Linked DNA regions of Mus musculus: region 1 is linked to region 2. The links are chromatin loops, found by intact Hi-C in ENCODE. Cell type or tissue: heart. All regions are shown on one strand. Region 1 overlaps Gm35330 (a long non-coding RNA gene). Region 2 has its middle 51 kb from the start of Gm40661.

Region 1 (4,000 bases), 110 kb after region 2:
GGTCACGGGACTTAGAATCCAGGAAAGACTCAGAGATGAAGACTTTAAAGAGAAGTAGATGTCCCTGCTCAATTTTGGAGGCCAATTAGACGCCTGGGTCTCACTCCAAGGAAATAAACTACTTATACAGAATCATAAATAAGGCTCTGAGGCAGTGAAGCAATCAGTGTGTAGAGTACTTCCCTCAAGCGTGAAGACCTGAATTAGATATCCAGAACTTACATAAAAATCTCTCATGGAGGCTGCTGTTCTAGGTAGGTAGAGACAGGAGGCTCCCTGGGGCTTTCTTGCCAGACAGTCTGCTTCCAGGTCCAATGAGAGACCTGTCTCTATAAAATAAGGGGAAAGTGACGAGGGAACACAACCTCATAGATTTCTAATCTCTACATGCTCACATAGGCACATGTACAGGCACAAATTTGTGCATACCTCCAAACATGCACACAAACACATACACACATACCACACACACACACACACACACACACACACACACATACACATACACACACACACACACACACACACACACACACACACACACACACTAAATAGAATCCTAACAAAGTAGGAGGTGCCTCATAGTATTGCAACTGAATATGGCACCTTTGGTTGATATCCCTGGGAGGCCTGCCCTCTTCGGAAGGGAAATGGAGAAGTAGATCTGGAGAAGGGAAAGGAGGGAAGACTGGGTGGAAGGGGGAAATAAATGAGATATATGAGAGAATAGTACTACTAGTAGCAGTAATAGTAATAATAAAAATAATAAAGAACATATTTTTCTTTGCGTTTTATAAACAACATACAGAATACATCATACTCAAAAAATGTAGGCATGGATGGGTATCTCTGAATTTATTTTAAAAGGGCCTATTGATTCTTTCTTAAGCACTCTGGCCAGTCCTTATCAACATAACACAGCATCTCAAGGCTAAGGCTCTTATCTCTACTCCTGGTTAGAGTTTACATTCAAAACCAAACCCAACCAACCAACCAACCAAACAAACAAACAACAACAAACCACTGGGCAACATAAAAGCTGGTACTTTGAATTTATCACTGGGCTTCTCTGAATCAGTGGCAAAGGAAACCAATAAAATGCCTAAGTGGGGTTAATGGGATCTTAGCAGACAAACCCATCATTTGTGTATTCTCCATGCTACAGTGGGTTGGAGAGAGCACTTCATAGTTGGCTGACTCCCCACTTCTGTTCCTGTTAGAATTTTGGTCTTAGAGTAAACTTACACCCATTCCTTAGTGCCCTGGTTCAGGTTGTCTTGGCCTTTTTATTACGGGTCGTGTTTACCAAAGGTTTACAACTTGGCTGTAAACACCAGTTGGCACCAAAACCGGAAAGTTGGCATGAGGAGGTTTGGCATAAACATTGCCCGGAAGCACTTTTTTCTCTCTCTCTAAATCTGAGAAAAACAGGCTAGGGTCATTTTCAAGTTATTTATGTTATTCATGCATAAATAAAAGCGAAGCCTGACAGCATCAAACAGTTGTTGGCTTTTGCAGGCCTCAAAAATAGATTTTATCCAAGAAAAGTAACATTTGGTAAACAAATACTCAGTGACAGGCTGTTAAAAAAAATAAAGGGAGGGGGAAAAGGTGTCATGGGATGGATTAAATAGTAAGAGAAGAGAGAAGGTTTCAAGAACCATTTTTTATGTCAGAGAACAGAGTCAAGAAAGTTATTGTTAAACGGAGAAATTTCTACAGACTCAAAATTATAAATAAGCACAATGTAAGCTTTCAAGTAGATTTTATTAAGATCCAGAGGGCACATCATCCAAGCATACAAAGTAAACAATATAGAATGATCTCAGGGGATAGAAATAAATGATTTTTAAGTATGCATTCTAAAAGCAATGGAATGTTTAAAGCATTTTAAAACTCAAGGAGAGAGGGAGAGGAGTGAGTAATGAATTAACACATGCTGATGTTAAAAGTCTTTTAAAAGAGTTAGTTGTCAGTGTTCAAAGTCTCCTCTTGTCTTCCTTTTATTAAATTGTTTAGAAATGCAATTTGTAAACTATAAACTTCGGCAGCTTGTAGCTGTATGCTAAAGAGAGAAAGTGATGGTGTCAACTGTTCCCTAAAGATCGTCTTTCTGGCAAACTTAAAAGTCAGCCTTGACGTCAAGTGACCCTGGACAAGAGTCTGCATTGAGTTCTGCGAAGTGTGGGCAGAAAGGACTTTCACTCTGGAAACCCTACCAGGGAGGAAGGACTGAAGAAACCGTTTAGGGAAAAAGAAAAGCAAGCCAAGTCAAACAGAAAGTAAAAATAAGTCAGTGGGGAAAGAATGTCAACTGCAGAAGAACGTAGCCTGTCTGCTGCAGCTCGCGTTCTGGAACACGTGTTCTTTCGGCAAGGAAGCGTTTTCCTCAGCTTGTTTTGGTTGCTCTTCGCAAGTGAGGTTGGAGCTATTGTTACGGCTCAAGTCAGGGACAGTTACATCTGGTGGCCAAAGCTGTATACTACCCATTACAGAAGGTAACTTTAGACACACTGGGCAGAGAAACAGAATAGTGCCATTCCATAATAGAATTAACCCTATGAACAGCCCGTAGACATAAGCCAAGACATCCGATCCGTATATTTCAATGCCAATTCAAGATGAAAAACGTTTCCGGGACTCATTTCAAATGTTTGCCTCCCTGGAACTACCTAGGTCAACTTCATCTACAACTACATCTAGAATATGATAAATGTTCCTGATGTGTGCTGCTTCAGATAGAGTCTATAAATCAGTTTACTTACCCTACTATCAAAGCTGTTGCCAGGACAATGTTGTGGCTCTGAGGAGACCAAATCACATGACCTGAAGATAAGTGTTTACATCACAGAGCCACAGAGTGCCATGGCAGACACTGAAAAGCACAAATATACACACAGGATAATCCCTTGGAGACTGTTATTGTCTGTGAAGGAAAAGCCCTAGAGAATGTGGTCTGGACACCAGAGACCAGAGAATAAACATGCTCATCAGATAACATGCTTCTTGGAAAGGGACCTAGGCAGCCTTCAGTATTCTCAGAATTGGCAATTAGTTCTTATTATATTTGAAAGACACATATTTCACCTCAACTGATTAGTCATGTGGCTTCTTCGAGGACCTGAAATGGATTTTTTTGAATTCTCAATTCCTGATATTGAGAATTCCTATGCCTGATATTTACCAGAGCTTCAGCAAGCATCTGTCGAATTAACAGTCAGCATGAGATGCTATGATAAGACATCCGTTGTCACACACTGATGCTTTGTTATTTTAACTGTCTATGCACTAAGACAGGGGTCCTAGATTTGGCTTTGTTTAAAGCTTTTGTTGGTTTATTTGGTGATTTGTTTTTTATTATTTTAAAGGAGTCTTACATGGCCCTTTGAACTTGGTAGTCTAGGATCACTTGAACTTCTTATTCATCCAACTTCTAGAATCAGCACTGTGAAATGCTTGGCTTTCTAGTCCTAGGGTTTGAACTCAGGACTTTATGCGTGCTAGGCAAGTACTCTGCCAACTGAGATATGTTCACTGCCTCTTGGCCTTCATTTTTGGTGGACTTTGAAGAAGTGGTTAGAGGCTAAAAGAAAACTTACACCAATCATAAATAAATAAGTTGTTTTTAAATGCTCTTTTGTTGTATCATTTCCACACAGATCAATATGAACAGGTAAATATGAATGTACACCAATAGATAATAAGTAGAAAACTGACAAATGATAGACCAATTGATCAACATATGTTGATAGATGTGATTATAGATCTATTGATTAATCAATAGATAAGAGTTGACATTAATACATAATAAAATGATTAGTAAATAGATGAGAAACAATAGATGATCAAATAGATAAATAGATGTGTAATAGAAAGAGAGAGAGATGGTAAATAGGTGACACATAGAGAGTAAAGAGACGGCAGATAATGGATGTTTGATAGACAGGTAGATGATAGATAATAGGCAGATAGATAATAGACAGACAGACAGACAATCAGA
Region 2 (4,000 bases):
ACACATGCAAGCACACACACACATAAGAACACAAAAACATAGACACACACACACACACACCCACACACACCCACACACACACACACACACAAGAACACAAAAACATAGACATACACACACACACACACACACACACACACACACACACACACACACACCCACACCCACACACACACACACAGAATGACTGACAAAGTGATCCTACTTTGAAAGTAAGAGTATCCCAGTGGGGCTTGGAACATTATTTTTCTGAAATAGAATTAACCATCCTTGTTGAAGCAATGTTACTTCCAAGTCCACATTTGTACTCATTTACATTGGCCACTGTGGTCTAAAGAGTGATTAAAGAGAAACATTACTTCATTTTACATTTCTATGATAAATGACTCATTATATTTTAATTAAGTTATTATTCCCTTGTAATTTCAATGATTTTCTTCTTAGAAAGTGCAATTCTGGTGAAGCTGGTTTTGTTTACATTTAGCATGTCCATTCAAAGGAAATGTTTAAACTTTTCTTTAATTATGGATTTTACACACTGATTTATTTTAACACTAAATGTGAAACATCCTTTTTAAGGATGGCGTCTTAGCAAAAACATTCACACACATGGCACTTTCATTTTCACCACAGTCCATTATGAATATATTAGGAGTCCTTATTTTCTTAAATAATTAGTTTTATTAGGGATATAAAAATAAAATAGATTAAATCACAGTACATAATTGAAACTTATGGTACATGGTACATAAATGTAGCCATCTGGACTCAGACTAAGAAAAGAAAAAATATGTTTTTTGCTGATATGTTCTGGTCTGAACAGATGTTTCAAAGCCCACATGGAGGATATGAACCACTTAAAATAACACGTTTGAGGATCAGCACTAGAATTATCAACAGCAAATGGCTGTTCTCATTGAATTTAATGAAATTGCAAATAAAGATAGGATTTCAGAGAGTTATAACAATGGAAGACAGTTGTAACCAATCTCCTAGTCTCCATAACACTGCTCTATCATAGGAGAACGATAAGTGTGCAAAATGTCCCACATATACTTATGCTAAGAAAAATCAGGAGGACAGTGTGTAAGTGTGTGTGGGGGTGGGGGGAATAATGTGTGTGTTTGTATCTGTGTGTAAGTCTGTGTTTGTGCATTTGAGTTGTATCTGTATGTTTATGTGAGTATATCTGTCATAGTGTGTAAACATGTACACATATCTCGATGTGTATCTCTGGGTTATGTGTCTTTCTCCCTGTCTGTGTGTGTTTGAATAACTGTGTATGTGTGTGACTATGCACTTGCCTTTGACTGAGTGCTCTGTCTCTGGGTGTTTTTGTCTCTCTGTGTGTCTGCTGTGACTGTGTATTTGTAGGAGTATGTACATGTCTATCTCTCTGCGTATATGTGACTGCATTTGTCTGACTGTATCTATGTGTATATTTATCTCATTTTCTGCACGTAGGAACAATGTAACTGTGTGTGTGCAATTTTAAAATAAAGGCCTGTTACACATGCTAAAGCTTCCCTGTCAATAACTTTCCACATTCCTTCTCTCAGTTGAAATCTAAGAATAACATTTCCTCTATTTAGGGACATTCCGTTCTTGTCTCGCCCATGAATAGCTAATTGCTCCTGACATTCCCATGTGACCATGACTTCAGCTCTTTAACCCACACAGAACTCTTTCCTGCTCTGAGTGTGACTGGGCATCCTGCAGTTAGCTTCTCTTAAACATTGCTTCAAGTAGTTTTAAAGGAAGATTGGAAGGCTGCAGTAAGATAAGGAGGAATTAAAGACATTGCACAAATAAAGATTTAAGCTTGTTTCACGTAAACTTGTCTTTAGATTCGTTGGGTACTTTGTTGGGCAAATATTTTCTGGTGAGGAATTAGATAAGGAAAAAGAACTATCCTGTCCATACTGAGTAGTATCATGTTGGCCTTGGCATTGTAGCTTGGTGTCCATATAGATTCTAGGCCACTGCTGTGGCACAGGAAATGCAATGAAGCAAAGGCTGCAGACATGTCTAAAATTCCCACCTTGAATGGAAGTATAAATGCATAAATGGGTCTTCAAAAACATAGAACAGGGATTTTCAAGAAAAGGAGACATGGGCGCAGTGTTTCTGAGAAGCATTCTATCACGCCACCTATCCTCATCACTGAGAGTTCTCTGTTACAGAGCTATGACTACAAATTCAATCTCTGATTTCTGGGCTAGGCTAGAAGCCGTGTTTCTCTCTTAGATTACCACATTCTAGAGTGTGTAGTGTGCAGTGTCCAAGGCACAGTCTCCAACATAAGGAGGAAGGACCGCAGTCATGTCAGCTTTTTAGAGAACAGCTTCTAGGCAAGAAGACATAATCAGAGGCAGAACTTATCCTGGGCTTTACACTTGCTTGTTTAGCCCAGGGCCTTGTATACAGACACTCAGCATAACCCCCAGGTCCAGGCAGCCACACTTACCAGAACCTTTACTTTATATTCCCGGTTTCCATCATGAGCTCTGACAGCTGGGTCCTGCTTCAGATTACCATCACCAGACAGATATACAGGGCTGTATGAATTATGCAACACTGTAACCAAGTAGAACTTTGCTTATCCCTGTGCTGACCATACAATGTTTGGTCCAAATATCTGCTCTTCATCCACCTGAGCACATACATGTGTGAAGTGAGAGTTAATATTTGTAAAATCAACTTGAGATTTCTAATCCCTGCCTAACTACATTGTGACTACATGACTTCAGTCTGTTGTAATGATTAGGTTTTCAAACCAAGGTATGTCAGCATATTTTCACTACACTGTGGTCCAAGAAGAAATAAAAAGTTTCAAGAAGGCACACTAAAATTGAAACTGACAACAGATGCCCACCCCAAAGTCACAGATGACTGGTGTGTAGTGGTGACCAAAAGGAGAAGAACAGCTCTGTCTTCTGTGAGTTTCAGGCCAGTCTGCTCTATGGATTAGAGAAAGTGTCCAGTCTTTTACATGACAATTGTTTTTATTTGAAAAGCAAGTACCAGCAATGTACCTACCTCCCAGGGTAGTTGTAAAACCTAAGAAGTTCATTCATGCAAACAAGTAGAAAAGCCTGTCATTGGGAAACAAAATCAAAACAAAAGAAACCAACAACAAAACAGTTCTCTTTTCAAAGGGAATAAAAGATGGTTTATTCTGGAGCCAAATATGAGTAACCATGACCCAGGAACACAGATATAGGTCACCCAAAATAACATGTCATAATGTGGTGACGGTTGCAAGATGTTTCTACATCAATCAATCAATAGAAATGATAAGTTGGAAGATTTTCAAATGCACTGGAGGAAATATGCAGTAGGTAGGATATAGAAAAACAGGAAAATCTCTTATGGCTTTCAATATCACCTGATGTTTGGAATGGTAGATGCTAAGGATCTTTGAACATTTTAGAAATGATTTTACCGAATAGTCCCAAGGGTGTTATGTCAAATACAGAGATAGACAATACATAGCTATCAAGAAGGCAAAGAATATCCAAGACAATTTGGCTCTAGAAATATTAACCCCCAGCTTTCCACAGTCATGGAAGTTTTAATCAGTTGCTAAGCCTTGCAAAGTCTTTAACACAAATTTGCATTATTTTTTTCTTGGAAATTCAGCTCCTAGATACCAGGCTTCTAATAGTTCCACACATCTTCTATGGTTGCACAATTCAGACCTGGAAGACAGACATTATACATATGTATACACACACACACACACACACACACACACACACACACACACACTCACTCGTATATATGACAGAGCCAGAGTGAATGTTCCTGGCATAGAGGTAGGAAATGAAAAGCTGACTTATACCCTCAGAGTACAGAAAGATGGAGTTGAAACTGTGGGGCCCCGTGGAAGGGGAGGTTAGGGAAAGGACATGAGTTTTCATTTCCTCCTCACTGTTGTAAATTTCTTTTGCCATTATTTTATCACCAAAATGGAGTATGGAGGTCCATCTTAACAGGT

Evidence for each region. Peaks named below come from ENCODE experiments on the same cell type or tissue, not always from the same donor. Only the 100,000 strongest peaks of a DNase experiment are listed, where the experiment ranks them.
Region 1: it touches region 2 in a loop (2.0-fold over the local background); 3 of 42 quality-filtered maps call a loop at or near these places.

Annotation. Positions count from the first base shown.
Region 1 is chr13:5,712,089-5,716,088 of GRCm38, forward strand. The region is part of intron 1 of Gm35330 (a long non-coding RNA gene); the gene reads right to left. Among named protein-coding and RNA genes, the nearest start is that of Gm35330, 11 kb to the right of the region's middle. In heart, a CTCF peak has its summit at 2,465 (motif pointing left); a DNase peak (open chromatin) is centred at 2,313.
Region 2 is chr13:5,602,770-5,606,769 of GRCm38, forward strand. No RefSeq gene overlaps it. Among named protein-coding and RNA genes, the nearest start is that of Gm40661, 51 kb to the left of the region's middle. In heart, no CTCF peak of the experiment used is centred here; a DNase peak (open chromatin) is centred at 1,662; H3K27ac peaks cover 1,749 bases.